2 separate regions of the Homo sapiens genome follow, and region 2 is linked to region 1. The links are chromatin loops, found by intact Hi-C in ENCODE. Cell type or tissue: Caco-2. All regions are shown on one strand. Links, peaks and the distances in the headings refer to the core of each region. The heading gives the core; the rest is flanking DNA.

Region 1 (2,923 bases), core at 284-2,783:
GACATAGAGTGTGTAATGATAGAGAGTGGAGACTTAGAAGGATGAGGAGTTGGGAGAAGAGGGAATGATGAAAAATTACTTAATGAGTACAGTGTATTTTATTCAGGTGATGGATGCCCTAAACCCACTGACTTGACCATTATGCAATCTATGCATGTAACAAAATTGCACTTGCACCCCATAAATTTGTATGAATTTGAAAAAACTCAAAATAAAAATATTTATTCAGATCCTAAGTATCAGGCACTTCACTGGCTCTAGAATTTCTGCTGATAAGGTTTGATTCCTGGCCTGGAGAATATCTCAAAGTTATGAAAAACCAATACTAAACAAGTAATCATGATGAAACAGAATTATGCAGTCTCTGATGAGAGGCACCAGACAGGGATGTACAAGCTGTCAGATGATTGGGGTTCAACTTCAACTTTCAATGCTTACAGATACATTGATCTTTGGTTAGTTATTCACCTTTCTGAGCCTCAATTTCCCATCTCTCAAATGGAGACAGAATTAGAATCTACCTCATGATGGTGTTGAGAATTTGAACTACATCAATCCCTGTGAGATGTGTAACAGTACCCGGCACATATTATGATTGGCTTTGATACCAATCACAGAAATTGTAAACATATTACATTTAGCTTTCCTGTAGTAGCCTGTGTTAGTCTCTTTTTCATAGTGCTATAAAGAACTACCTGAGACTGGGTAATTTATGAAGGAAAGAGTTTTAACTGACTCACAGTTCTGCAGGCTTAACAAAAAGCATAACTGAGAGGCCTCAGGAAACTTACAATCATGGTGGAAGGCAAAGGAGAAGCAAGCATCTTATTTACATGGTGGCAGGAGAGAGAGGACAAAGGGGCAAGCTACAAAATAATCTCCTTTGACTCCGTATCTCACATCCAGGGCATAATGATGCAAGGGTATGCCTCTTGTGGGGCATACAATCTTAAGCAACTCTACCCTTGCCCACTATCTGCTAAAGCACCTGTCATTGTCTGCATCCCAGCAATCAGGAAAAGGAACAATAAAAAAGAAGGGTCTAAGGCACTCTCTAGATATCTGGAAACCTGCCTCAAAACAATTCTTACTTTTTTTTTTTGCTGATAACTGAGGCACAAGGCTGCAATGAGCTCGGAGAGCAGTTGGGGAGTATGGTTTTTGAAGCATCCACATGTCTAGCTAAGAGTGGGAGTCTAATATTAAGAAGGCAGAAGAAAAGGAATATTGGAAAGTACACATTCACAATCGGGCAGTTTGAATAGAGCTAAAGCAGAGAGTCCATGGACGTCAAAGTTGACTGCCACCTACTGGTTAGATGACTTTGGGCAAAATGCTTCATTTCTCTATGCCTTAATTTACTGATCAGGATCAGAGACATGTCTCAGGAACAAGTGAGTGCAATCAGCACTAAAAATAGTGTTGTGCATGTGGAAAGTGCTCATTTCAATAAATGGAATGCCACTGAAGAAAACTGAGTGGGAAAAGGCTGTCACGTGACTAAAGTGTTAAAATGATGACTGTAGCTAATATCGAGCAAAGATAAGAAGGAAGAGAAGCTTCAATGTAGAGAAAGAGTTAGAAGACTTTCATAGTGGTGCCAGTGGAATTGGGAGAAGGAGTTGTCTTTAGGGTATATTTTGACAGTGAACAAATAAAATTTATGGATATAGGCTGGGGAAAAAAGAGTAAAGACAACTTAAAAAAGTTTGGCCTATGGTTGTCTTATACACATTTTTTTTTTTCACTATGCTGTGATTTTTTTCACAAAAATCATCACCTTATCTCACTGGCACTATCCACCACAGTGTCTGGCACATGATAAGTGCTATGCAAATGGTCTAGTCGATTCAGTAAGAGAATTAGCTACCCTTAACTATTTTTGGGTTCTTGGTTTTCTCATTCGTTCTTAGACACATATCTATTGATAAAATAATTATAAAGTTATAATAATATAAATATAGTGGAAGTGTCCTAATTTATGTGTAAAATAAATTTTGTCATTTAAGTGAGATGAATTCTGTAACTCCTTTTAAAAGTTTAAAACCACTGCTATAGTTTCTGCTTCTCTACCATGCTTTACCTACAAAGACATTAAAGATATATAATATTGCGGTTAATTTTAGAGACAGCATGGTGGAATAGAAAGAATAGAACTTTATAAGCAGTCTGAGTTAAATTCAGTACCAGCGCAAATATTTAGGTTCTCTGAGTTTTTTTATTATTTGAGTCCTTCTAAAAAGATTTCCAATTCAGATCCCTGCATAGCGTATTTTCTGAGGTCTTGTTTGTCTGGAATTGTTGTTATTATTATTATGCCATCTATTTAAGTTATAATTAAGCTGGCTATCAAATTATTGGCTCAATATTATTTTCCTTTAATATTTTGGAAATAGTATACTGTCTTTGTGTAACCAGTGACATCTGACATTATTTGATTCTTATACTTTTACAGGTGATCTGCTCTGTCTGCAGGCTATATATTTTCTTCTACTTTTGTTTTTTCACATTTCACCATATTTGTTCTCTTTGTCAATGTATGGATTGCTTATATTTGGGATATTTTATCTTTCATCTGTGTGTTTTTATGTTTTTATCTTCTGGCACCCCTATTATCTGAGTGGCTTATCCATCTATCTCCGTAGATCCTCTAGCCCTTCCTGCCTCCTTCATACATCTGATTACTTGTTCTTCAGCGGATTCCATCTTACTATTTATAGAATAGATTGTTTTGTTTGTTTCATGTCATTTTTGTTCTTTTCTGTTTCATTACTGTAATTTTCTGATTTGATTATTCTCATATCTTCTCTTATCCCCTAAGTATAAATGATACATTATAATTTTAAATAATAATGATATATTATTATTATTTTGAATTATATGTGAATTTGTTTCAGTAACTCTGCATTGAATGACGGTTTTT
Region 2 (2,923 bases), core at 103-2,602, 160 kb before region 1:
TATGATTAGACTAGGTGTCTTATTACAGCATTCAATGTAGTAAGAAAAATAACCTTTGTTTTCGTCCAGTGACACGGTGAGATTCATGGAAAATCTATTTTTGCAAATGTTTAAACTGGTTTATCTCTACTAAAGATGAGAAAATAATAAAATTTTCCCATGTTGAGACTTCTTTGCACAACCTTATGATGTTTTCAAATACCTGGGTGGTATTTTGATTATATTATTATGGTTTTCTCTTTGACTTTCTGTTTATACGTTCTTTAGATAAACTAGTTTCTCTTAGCTTTAGAAGATGAGTAGGTAGCATTAGTAATCTTATAGCAGTTTGCAAAGATTAAGATAGAATTAATGTTGAATTTCTAAAGACCAAAAGACAATATTTCCATAAGAAAACTGGTTTGGAAGGAAAACTTTGGAGTGGATATTTTCTAAATTTGCTTAACATACCAATGCGGAAACATCAATGGCTCACACTTTGAAAATTCTTTCCTAAACATGGAGAAGACTCACCTTTCAGCTTCAGTGATAGTCCTCATAGGTTGGTACCAATGATAGGGAGAATCATTCCTATCTTTACATTCCATGTAATGCATTGATGTAAAAGCAGTAGATAGATAGTGCAGAACCTGTCCTTTGGTCACAAGGAATTTTGAGAGATAAAGGGAGAGAAAGGCAGATGAGTGAAGGGCTGAAAAATCTGGTACACCCAGTCTCCTATTTTCAGACTTTGTCTTGGACAGGAGGAGGCATCTTGTGTAAGTTGAAGCAATTACCAAGGCTGGGAGCACTTTAGAGTCTCTAGGTTGTGGAACTCTGGAAGGAGATTTCGTCTCTGAGGTTACAAAAAACCTAAATTTTGGGACTCAACATGGTTAGGCTGAAGAAGAGATGTAATTATTCTTGAGTTGCTTGCTGTACGTATGAAGTGTAAGTGGAATCCAGTGTTCCTGCATGACCCTGCTCCAAGTGAAACTATTTGAGGTGATATGATCCAACTGCGGTGATTAGAGGATAGGAATGGGTTGCTTATTCCTGGCGTGGATGGAAGATATAGCAGAGGTTCCTGAGAAAGTTCACAATACCAGCAAGGGCTGAGGTACTGCCTTGGGAATTAGAGCTCATCATTAGGCCTTGATGAAGCCCTAAGAAACCTGACAGTGAGTTCCAGCAGAGGGAGCAGAAGTCAGACAGATGAGAAACCTGTCAAAGAGACTGGAGGAGCCCAAGGACACAAGGTATAACTGCACCCCTCACTCGCTGTCATGAGAACGACGTAAGTCTCCTCATATACTCACATCCTCCTCTGAGGAAGAAGAAAAAAGTGAAGGGGAAAGAATGTCAAGATGGAGCATCCATCTTAAAAGATTGAATGATCCAAAAAAGATTCTTTAAAACATGTCTGTGAAGGATATGGAGTTTGAAGAGACTAAGTATAAAAACCTGAAGAGACTGAAATATTGTTATTTGGCAAGAATAAGTTTTCTTTTGTGTGGGGTAGGCTCCAGCAGAAAATTAGACCAGGTTTAGAGAATAAAAGAGCTATTTTTTTTCTATGTGTAGCTTTGTGTTCTTTTAAGCTACTAAATTTGTTTCAAGAAATAGAAACCCGATACACTAATAAACTTTCCTTATTTTAACATGGAGGTCCCAATTATTAATAAGTTTGTCCTATACTAAGGGTAATATTGTGCTGTGGTTATAAGACCCAAATGAAGATAGCAATGTCACATAAACATAGAGGATTTATACATTTTCTCAAAGTTATTAGTTCATAGTTCTGTAAATTAGAAGCCTGGGAAGGCTCAGCTAGATTCTTTACTTAGTCTCACAAGGCTGAAATGAAGTTGTCAGGAGTTTTGGGCTTTTATCTGGATGCTCTCGGGAAGAGTCCACTTCCATCCTCATTCAGATCATGGGCAGTCCAGTTCCTTGCTGTGCATTGTAGATCTGAAGTCCCTGCTTCTTTCTTGCTGGGTGTCATCTGGGCCCTATGCTCTGTTACTGGAAGCCACCTGCATTCTTTCTCACGTGGTCCTCTCCACCTTCAAACCAACAATGGCAAGTCAAGTATTTTTCATTCTTTGAATCTTTCTGATTTTCTCTTCTGCTACCAGTTAAAGAAAATTCTGTGCTTTTGAAGACTCAAGTGATTAGAACTGGCCAATTTACTGAAAAAGTCTGTCTTTCCACGAACGAAAATCAGTTGATTCACAGCATTATTTAATCTGCAAAATCTCTTTTGGCCTGTAGTCTACTATAATCACAGGCATAATATCCCATCCAATTCACAGTCCCAGCTCTGGGAGTTAGGATGGGAGATCACAAGGGTAGGAGGTGAGGTACAGAGAGGGGTGTCATTTAAGGATTCCCCTGCGCCACACATTTATAGAATCTGTTAAAGAATGGATAGGATAGATAAAAGATGGTGAACTTCAACTGAAATCTCTTCTAAAGTATTGAAAATTCCAAGAGATTTTGAGTTAATTAAACTTACAATGCTTGTGTTAATCTTTGAAATGTATATCTCTTTTTTACCATAGAATTCTGCGGTTGATTTGATGTCATTTTTTTATATCAAATGTAGTAGCAGGAATATCATTGATAGTTGATAATTTAGAAGAAAAGAAATAAGAAGTATGCATGGTTTTTGGAAATTTGTTTAGAATTTTGGTCTTATATATAAGAATATGTTTTAATTTAGGAATAAAAGTATTTGCTATGGGGAATAGGCCCTTTAAAATTGGTCCCATTTAATATCCCACAATACTAATTGAAATGGATCTTTAATATATTTCCCCCAAGTGAAATAAAATGCAGATTTCAATTCTCATGAGATAATAAACTAACAATATCAGAGAATGTACTTCAACATCAGTAATAAATTTATTGGTTTCCTGACCTAACCAAGAACCTTAATCTT

What was found. Peaks named below come from ENCODE experiments on the same cell type or tissue, not always from the same donor. Only the 100,000 strongest peaks of a DNase experiment are listed, where the experiment ranks them.
Region 2: it touches region 1 in a loop (25-fold over the local background); 2 of 110 quality-filtered maps call a loop at or near these places.

Annotation. Positions count from the first base shown.
Region 1 is chr4:60,804,275-60,807,197 of GRCh38, reverse strand. No RefSeq gene overlaps it. Among named protein-coding and RNA genes, the nearest start is that of LINC02496, 55 kb to the right of the region's middle. In Caco-2, for the core only: CTCF peaks have their summits at 1,127 and 1,328 (motif pointing left); no DNase peak of the experiment used is centred there.
Region 2 is chr4:60,960,744-60,963,666 of GRCh38, reverse strand. No RefSeq gene overlaps it. Among named protein-coding and RNA genes, the nearest start is that of MIR548AG1, 40 kb to the right of the region's middle. In Caco-2, for the core only: a CTCF peak has its summit at 1,208 (motif pointing right); a DNase peak (open chromatin) is centred at 1,166.